Linked DNA regions of Homo sapiens: region 1 is linked to region 2. Evidence: chromatin contacts called from ENCODE Hi-C or POLR2A ChIA-PET data. All regions are on one chromosome and are shown on one strand. The core of a region is the stretch at or near the end of the contact, and the rest is flanking DNA. Distances in the headings are between cores, read along the strand shown.

Region 1 (4,568 bases), core at 516-3,015, 440 kb before region 2:
ACTCCTGACCTGAGGTGATCTGCCCGCCTCAACCTCCCAAAGTGCTGGGATTACAAGCATGAGCCACCACACCTGACCCATCTTTGTGTTCAGAGGGCCTGAAACCCTTTACTGCTCAGGCATTCGTCAGAGAAGTGGCCAAGAGCCTGAGAGTTCTGCTCCCCAAAGGGAAGGAAAGAAGGGGAATGAAAAGTCAGATTGTGTTTAATCTGATTCTCATAGCAACCCAGAGTAAAGCACAGATAAGATTTACATGATTTTCCCATTTTAAATGATTTAACCTCAGATCAAGTCTTCTCCGAGCCTTTGCAAATGTTGTCCTCCCTGCCTGGAAAGCCCCTCTCCTTCACCCCATTCTCATCTGCCTCCACTAACCCTTACCTGGCCAATTCCATACCTGCTTGTCCCTCCTTCAAGTTTAGAGGTCACCTTCTTTGACCCTCCCAGGCACCAGCAGGCGGGCTCAACTCACCCCCTGCAGCATCCCCGACCCTGGATCATGATGGCGTTCCTGTGTATACCATCTGCTCCTTCAGGACAGGACCCTTTCGTTACTTGATCACAGGGAAATCCTCAGCTGACCCCAGCTCAGGGCCTGGTATCACAGACATGTTCATTGAATAAATCCATAGATCCCATAGAATTCAGAAGGGAAGAACAGGTGCGTGAAATGTACCCAAACAGACTTTCTTCCCATGTAAAGTAATGATAATTTCTACCAAAAGGAAGTAAGAGAAGGCTCCTTAGCAATTATTTCCATGTGGTCAGGAAGGAGTGCCCTGCAGCTGTGAAAAGTGTGTCCTCTCATGCTTCTGGGTAACAGAACATTTATTGAAGTTGGAGAAACTCATTCTGGAGTGAGCCGCATATTAAGTAATCCTGACCCAATTAGCTGCTTTTTTGAATCCACATCTTCCAATCTTCCAATCCCTCTGAAATCATTCATCATGAGCACCGCAGAAAGAACTACGGAGGAGGCTGGACGTGGTGGCTCACGCCTGTAATCCCAGCACTTTGGGAGGCTGAGGCGGGCAATCACCTGAGGTCAGCAGTTCGAGACCAGCCTGGCCAACATGGCTAAACCCCATCTCTATTAAAAATACAAAAATTACCCGATGTGCTGGTGGGCGCCTGTAATCCCAGCTACTTAGGAGGCTGAGGCAGGAGAATTGCTTGAACCCAGGAGGTGGAGGTTGCAGTGAGCAAAGATCATGCCACTGCACTCCAGCCTGGGCAACAGAGCAAGACTTTGTCTAAAAAAAGAAAAAAAAAAACCCCGTGGAAGAGCTCTTGGAGGTGAAGAGCCTGGCACTGCACCCAGCCCCATAAGCATGAATTTGGTTTCCAGCTTTGCATGTCACCAACTGCAGGTCTTGGGCACATGACTCACCCTGAGCACCTCAGGGGGTCTGGCACAAGGCTCACAGCTGCAAGCTCTCAGGAAGCCAGGCTCCTCAGTGGGCATGGAGAGGTGGTGGTCTTGGATGTCCCTTGACTGGACTGTAAATTCCTGTCATCCTTGTCTGCTCTAGACCCAGCTCAGCAAGCATTAGGTGTTCAAGTGATATTTAAACTAATGGTACTTTTCTCACTCTTTTCTCTCCCTCTCACCTTCCTGCTCCCTGTGTCCCTTCCTTTCTAGAAGCTGTATTAACAGGGGAAAACAGTTCTCCCATTTTCAGAGAACCAAGGCAATCTTTCCCCCAAGAAAATCACCTTGCCGGCCAGGCACAGTGGCTCATGAGACAGGAGGATCGCTTGAGGCCAGGAGTTCTAGACCAGCCTGAACAACATATTGAGACCCTGTCTCTACAAAACAACAAGCCAGGCGCGGTGGCACAGGCCTGTGGTCCCAGCTACTCAGGAGGCTGAGGCGGGAGGATGGCGTGGGCCCAGGAGTTTGAGGCTGCAGTAAGCTATGATCGTGTCACTGTACTCCAGCCTGGGCAACAGAGCAAGATCCTGTCTTAAAAAAAAAAAAAAAAAAAAAAAAAAAAAACCTTCTAAGAGGACTAGAAAATAAAAAGGAAACCACCTTGCTTTAAAATCCAAATGGTGGCTGCCTTTCTGCATTGGCCAAAAAGACTGAACTCGACAGTTCTCCCCTAACTCTCAGTTTAGGGGAACCTAAAGCCTTATGACTCAAGGAGGAATTTGGCGGAGATTCCCTCCCTCCTAGCACTCCAAGGCTAAAAGCAAACGGAGGCTTTGTGAGGTTTTTTTTCCCCTTTTATCATTTCCTGTAGTCTTAAAAAAATGAGAGGAATGCAAACATTGAGGAGATAATGGACGTAAGCACCAGGTAATAAAAAGATTTAGCAATAACCGCCCTGAGAGTAGCACGGGCCAAATAAGCCCCGCCCCCGGCCCGCCTCTCAGCCCGAGGATCCTCCCACCATCCTCCAGAAGCCGCCGGGCTCCTCCTTGCTAAGTGTTCTGCCGCTTCTCTCCTTGCTCCTAAATTGTTATAGCTCCGGGTTCTAAACCAGCACATGCGTTATTAACATCCTTCGCATTTTTCCCCACTTCCTCATTCACTTCTCCCCACCTGCTGCAAATTCTAGGTGGCAGTTTTTGTTTTTGAACTTAAAATTTTTTTTTTTCTGCACAAATCTAATAGAAACCAAGAGAGAGAGGAAAAACACAAAAACTAAAACACCAAATCCCACCACCCTTCACTTATTGTCATTGGCCCAGATTTTTCTTTCCAGTATCTGACCTTGAGCTGATGTCATTTCTGTGTTAAGGAGAGACAGTATAGAGAGATGGCTAAAGGTGGTTCTGAGGCCAGGCAGACCTGGGTTTGAGCTCATTCACTGGCTCAGTCACTTCTGCTGTGCCTCAGTTTCCTCCTGTGAAAATGAGAGTAGGGCTAGTGTCTAACCCATTGAGTTATGGTGAGATGTAAATTGGAGCAAGCACATAGCACCCTCAGCCCAGCATCTGGCACACAATTGGCATTTCTGCAAACACAAGCTGCAGTTATAGTGGGAGGCAAAGACCGGATAGAATTTTTTACTCTGCCTTTTCTTACTTTGAATCATGTAAGTGCTGGGTGTGGTGGCTCATGCCTGTAGTCCCAGCTTCTTGGAAGGCAGAGGTGGGAGGATCGCTTAAGCCCAGGAGTTGGTCAGCCTGGCCAACATAGCAAGACTCCCATCTCTAAATTTTTTTTAATTATTATAATAAGCATTTTCCATGTCACTTTTTCCTGCTAATGCCTACATTTTTCTGAAGTGCAGACATCATAGGATAAAGCCAAGGTCACATTCAGAATGGAGGTTCCAGTGTCTGGGGCGCACCTAGCACTCAATAAAAATGGCTGAAAAGTATTTCATTTATTCACTTATTTAGAGTTGGGGTCTCGCTCTCTCACCCAGGCTGGAGTGAGGTGGCATGATCAGAGCTCACTGCAGCCTTAAACTCCTGAGTTGAAGCAGTCCTCCCACCTCAGCCTCCCGTGTACTGGAACTACAGCTGTGAGCCACTGCACCCAGCAAAAAACTATTTTAAATGGCTGCATAATATTCCACTGAGAGCCTGTGCCCTGACTGAGCTGGCCATTCCGTAGGGTCTGATATTTGAGTAGCTCCCATTTTTGTCACTTTTATAAACAGCATTGCTGTCACCATTGCCACCCACACAGCCCGTTCATTCCCTGGTGTGGGGAGGGAAGGGAGAAGAGAGGTTGTCAATTTCATAAAAAATCTTTCTGAATAAAGAGTCTGAGCATTTTTTTTTCACTTTCTAAACATGTTGCCAGATTGCCCCTCAGAAGGCCTGTACCAAATTTACACTGTCGTTGGCAGCATTTTTTGACGAGAACTACTTTTCACGCTAATTTACAGTTTTTCTCTTGGATCTGGAATTCTCGCCCTGGCTGGTTCTCCTGGGAGGCATGAGGCATATATAAAGATATCTGAGCGATGGCTGTCACCAGAGGGGCGTATCTGGTTCTTCTGCCAGGTGCTCAGGCCGGGAGTGTTTCTGTCTGCTGGGCCAGGCCAGGTGGGGCTGAGAGCACTGACTCAGTGCTCCCAATCCCTGCCTGCTGTTAAGCCCTCAGAGATCTTCTGAGGTCAGTCCTGGAACGCCTCAGTACCCCGCGGTCCAACACTCTGGCCCATCCTAGACGGATGAGTCTCATCTGGTGCCACCACCATGATTCCTGCTCTCACACCCTGGCACTTCACTGGGGCTCCTTGCAGTAAGTCAATCAGCTACTACTGGGGGAAAAAAAAATTCCTCCTGGGTGGGGAGATGGGGACAGGGGCCATAAGGGAAGCCACGTGCTCCTGGAAAGCCATAGCCACAGCCCCTGACCACCTGCTGAACTCTTAGCACCACTGCTGCTGCTGCCTTTAAACTGTAGCTTCGCTTTGCTGAGGTTCTGTGGTGCGCAGCCTCTCCCCTAGCTCTGGTCCTCCTCCTCTGGGGGTGGCCCTTGTTTGCAAACAGCAACAGGAAGTTTTGACGCTGCTGATTAACTAGACTCCCACAGCTCTCAGTGCTGAGTCATCGCCACCAGTGTCAACCTCCCGCCCGCCCCGCTGACACCACCAGCTTCC
Region 2 (4,807 bases), core at 1,754-4,253:
GAGGTGGAGGTTGCAGTGAGCTGAGATCACACCATTGCCCTCCAGCCTGGGCGACAAGAGTGAGAATCCATCTAAAAAAAAAAGATGGTAAATTTTATGTTATTATTTTTTTCTTTTTCTTTTCACCTGCCTCAGCCTCCCAACGTGCTAGGATTTAGAGGTGTGAGCCACTGCGCCCGGCCATGTTATGTATTTTTTAACCACAATTTTTAAAACATGTAAAGCAGCTTGACCAGCAAGGTGATCCAAACAATATTTTTGTTTGGCAAATGCAAACTTTAGTTCATACATGTAATATGTTACCAAATTAGAATAATATCTTTAAGATTGAAATTTATTCTTTGTGTTGGTTTGAGTCCTCCAAACCAAGATAAAATTAGACATGAAGAGATCTCTTTCTTGGGGAAATCGTCTGTGATGGACAAAGGAGAGGAAGCTGGAGTAGACAAGGACAGCCTCCCACTGTGATGACATCTGGGAGAGGACGGAGTGAGGGCCAGGGAGCAGGCATCCCAGATCAAAGCACGGCGCTAACAAAGTTCCAGCCAGCCTGATCGGGAGTCTTTGAGTCCATGATGCCAATTAGGCCAGGTACAGTGGCTAATGCCTGTGATCCCAACACTTTGAGAGGCTAAGGCAGGAGGAGCGCTGAAGGGTAGAGTTCCAGACTAACATGGGCAACATAGCGAGACCCCCATTTCTACAGAAAAACAAAAAACAAAAAACAAAACAAAACAAAAAACAGAGAGAGAAAGAAAAAAAAAAATTAGCCAGGCATGGTGGCATGCATCTGTAGTCCCAGCAACTCTGGAAGGTGAGGTAGGAAGATTGATTGAGCCCAGGAATTCAAGGCTGCATTGATCTATGATCGTGCCACTGCACCGCACTCCAGCCTGGGCAGCAGAGTGTGATCCTGTCTCAAAAAAGTAAAAATAAACTCTCCCTTCCAAAAAAAAAAAAGAACAGAGTTTCCAATTAGATGTGTCCCCTGGGGCCATTTCTCTCTCCACACAAAATAGATGACCAGCCACACCACCACTCACAACTCTGCCAGTTGGGAAGCTTTCCCTCTCTACTGTCTTTCACTACCTTTCGTGAAGTGGTTGTAATGCAGCCACTGTCCATTTTTGGCTTCCAAGCCAGCCCATCTGTAAACTGAGCTCAAGCCTTTGCCTTCTCTTCCAGGTGGTCATGAACTCCCCAAGCCCCTGCAAATATAGTGATAAATTTGAGCTGGGGGAGGGATCCTGGTGCAAATGTGGTGGGTGCCATGTTGGTCTGGGCTACCTGCTCATGCAGCTTACTCATGCTTTCTGGTCCTGCTGGAGCCCAATGCTGGATTAACCATTTCCATTTGCAATGGACTGAGGCTGGGCCTGTCCTGCTTAATAACTCAGCTGGTAGAGGGCAGGACTGGATGCATGGTCACTTGGTACCCCATATATCCAGCGTTCTGTCTCTACCAGGGTATAGTAACAGGCCAGGAGTTATTTCTCAAAAGACACGTAATTCTCTGCTGTGGATTGTATGGTCTTGTTTCAGAATCCTGGGTCCTTTATTGTGATTCTCCTGCTGGGTCTTGCTTTAAGATTCCTGCTGCATCTTTTTTCACCACTGACACCCCCAATGCCATAGAGTCTGTTGTATCACACAGCCCAGTTGGCAGGGCTGTTTGCATCATAGCCTCGAATTGCTACAGAGCCCATTCTTGCTCTGGGTTCACTTGGAGCTGGCATCTATTTATGTCACCTGGGGATAGCATCCATTTGTGTCACCTTGTATATGGACATATTAAGTATTGCTAAATGTGGTCTGCATTGTCCCTAGAACCTAAAGAGGCCTACCACCAGAGAGAAGGTGGTAGGGCTCCAGCTCTCTGCTGTCATCTCCAGTGATTCTATTCTGGCCCCAACCTTGTGCACCCTGAGCAGCAAAACAAAAACCCTCCCTCAGATCCAGGGAGTGCCTGTCAATGCTAATGCATGCCCCTTGCAGGGGAAGGGGGCTGACCCGCTCCCCAAGCACTTCATCACAGCTTGCTTTCTAAGCACATCCAGAGTTCACCCTCCCTAGGAGAAGTCTCCCCGTCCTGCCCTCTGTCCTCTTTCATCCCCATGGGGAGCAGAGAGAGAGCTCCTGTGTTGCCTCCCTGATCCTTACCATGTCCCACATCAGCGTAGAAGTTAACAGCATGGACTTTGGGTTCCACCGGAGCTTGATTCCATTCTTGAGTGGAATGGAACCTAAGCTACTCCATTCCTTGGTTTTCTGATCTGTAAGATGACGGCAATAATACCAACTGTACCAGATTGTTTTGAGGATTTAAGGAGATGACTACGATGCACAGTGTGACGCATGATGTTGCTGTCATCACCCCAGGTTCCAGCGGCTTGTTTAGAGGCTGTTTCACTCATTTAATTGGAAGCTCCTTGAAGATCAGAATGGTCTTTTCCAGACATTCCCCCTAGGATACTAAGGACACAGTAGATATTCAGTAACTATTTAGGGATGTCTCTTGAATGTATACCCATTTTTATCAGCCACGTTTTTTTCCTTCCAGAAATGCAGGATGTTAATATCTGAGAGGAGCTGCTGTTAGCATGTAGGAAGCACCAGGTGGTGAACAGAGCAGGGGCCTCCCAGTGGGACAGGGGAAGAAGGACACTATGATAAATCGTGTTAATTTTCTAGGCCCCAGTTTCCTTATTGGGAGAATGGAGAGATTGATAGATACCATTACAAGGTTGTGGCGAAGGTTTTCATAAACTATGCTTAACACGCTGCCAAGGACACAGTAAGGGCTGAGAAACAGCAGCTGCTATTATTACTATCAATTTAAGAGTTATTGTTAAAGAAGTGAAACTGAACGCGCTTAGGTGTGCGCTCAAAGCCAGCAACCTGGCTGGGTCCGCACGGAGACAGGCGGGGCAGCGCGGGGAGGGGCCACCGGAAGCCCCACCCCTTTCCTCGCGTCCGGTCGCCCGGGCAACGCGCCACCGCGTCGCAGCCGGAGTGACGCGTGGCCGCCGGCACCCGGAGCTCCTGGGCACACGGCATTGGCAGGGGCCGCTTCGGCAGAGTGATGACTGATGATGAGTCCGAGAGCGTCCTCTCCGACTCCCATGAAGGGTCGGAGCTGGAGCTGCCTGTTATCCAGCTGTGCGGGCTGGTGGAGGAGCTCAGGTACCGCCGCCCGCGCCTGGGGGCCGCCCCTCTTCCTCCTAGGCCCTCCTCTCCGGGCGGCCTCGGACTTGGGGACCAGCATGGAGAAGATCCAAGCCCTCACTGAGCACTGGGGAGACTTTTCCTCTTTACTCCTTACTCCACCACCACTGAGCCAACAAGCTGTTGGTGGAGCTAGAACGGGGTGGTAGGGCGAGGGGATGGGGCCGGTGGTGAGAAGCCCAGAGGGTAATTGGGGAAGTGAGGGTTTCAGCCGGAGGAGTCTCTCTCATGCCAGACGGTGTGCTTAGCCGATCCACAATTCTACAGCAGCAATTTGGACCAGGTGACTTCTAAGCCCTTTTCTGATGCTAAGATTCTATGATAAGGCTGGGCGCGGTGGCTCACGCCTGTAATCTCAGCACTTTAGGAGGCCGAGGCGGACGGATCGCTTGAGGTCAGGAGTTCGAGACCAGCCTGGCCAACATGGTGAAACCCCGTATCTACTAAAGATACAAAAATTAGCCAGGCGTGGTGGCGCGTGCCTGTAATCCCATCTACTCTGGAGGCTGAGGCAGGAGAATCACTTGAACTTGGGAGGCGGAGGTTGCAGTGAGCCGAGATTGTGCCACTGCACCCCAGCCTGGGCAACAGAGAGGGACTAAGTCTCAAAAAAAAAAAAAAAAAAAATTATATGATAAAACTAACACGGCAGCAGAATAGAAAGCAAGCTATTGAGATGGTTTTAGTATGAGGCAATGTGTGCCTGAACCTGGATATAAGCATGGAGATGGACAGTAAAGAATGGCCCGATAGTCTGCGTTTATTTTGTTTTATTTTATTTTGCAGTCTGCTTTATATATTCTACTATAGCAAGTAAATTGGATATAAAGATTCCATGATGTAGTTAAGATTAGTTGTACAACTTACTGGTCTTGCACAGAATATCCTAGCTCTAGCAGCTGAATAGATGTTACTTCTATACATCTACAAATACTTTAGGTCAGAACTGAGGTATTATTACTAACAGCTCTCATTTTTGAGTGTTTCTATGTACCATGCATTTACATATATGATCTTATATGATGACACTGCAACCCTAGGAAGTGGGTAAGGAAACAAAGACGCAGAGGTGAAGTCACTTCCCTAAGTTCACACAGTCAGTGGTAGTGCTGGGATTCAAACTCAGGTGTGACTCCACAGACTACATACACCTGGAGCATGCTCTATGCTGAAAAAGCAAGCTACTTTGATAGATTGTGTTTTCCATTCAGCTTTTTCCACTAGTTTGTTTTGTTTTGTTTTGTTTTTGATACGGAATCTCACTCGCTCTGTCGCCCAGGCTGAAGTACAATGGCATGATCTCGGCTCACTGCAACCTCTGCTTCCCAGGTTCAAGTGATTCTCCTGCCTCAGACCCCTGAATAGCTGGGATTACAGGCACCTGCCACCACACCCAGCTAATTCTTGTACTTTTAGTAGAGATGGGGTTTCACAATGTTGATCAGGCTGGTCTCGAACTCCTGACCTCAGGTGATCCACCTGCCTCGGCTTCCCAAAGTGCTGGGATTACAGGTGTGAGCCACCACACCTGGCCCCACTAGTCTTAAAATTCAGCCAAACAGGAATTATTAAAAGTAATAGC

Evidence for each region. A loop is a pair of places that touch in the nucleus more often than their neighbours do. ChIA-PET counts read pairs that join two places held with the same protein, here RNA polymerase II (POLR2A). Pooled maps may share reads with other maps.
Region 1: a loop to region 2 is called in a pooled map, with 6 times the contacts of the local background. The contact joins the enhancer-like site here to the promoter of CFAP263 in region 2. A Hi-C loop is called at or near these places in 1 of 37 single-sample maps with no recorded cell type and 6 of 50 pooled maps. POLR2A ChIA-PET finds 5 or more read pairs at or near these places in 2 of 52 experiments (PC-9 and activated CD4-positive, alpha-beta T cell).

Annotation. Positions count from the first base shown.
Region 1 is chr16:57,805,961-57,810,528 of GRCh38, forward strand. It overlaps LOC388282 (a long non-coding RNA gene), which reads left to right and starts at 4,559. Exons shown (of 4, transcript NR_169553.1): 1 at 4,559-4,568. It also overlaps a transcript of KIFC3 not described here. RefSeq lists an enhancer at 4,274-4,403. Within about 2 kb of position 1,766, at least 5 of the 41 ENCODE cell types and tissues checked have a DNase peak (open chromatin) inside an H3K27ac peak, as active enhancers do; they include PC-9, where a contact is called at or near this core.
Region 2 is chr16:58,246,933-58,251,739 of GRCh38, forward strand. It overlaps CFAP263 (cilia and flagella associated protein 263), which reads left to right and starts at 3,004. Exons shown (of 9, transcript NM_014157.4): 1 at 3,004-3,183. The coding sequence starts at 3,083. It overlaps LOC105371293 (a long non-coding RNA gene), which reads right to left and starts at 2,927. Exons shown (of 4, transcript XR_933630.2): 1 at 2,735-2,927; 2 at 2,161-2,472. RefSeq lists a silencer at 2,835-3,314.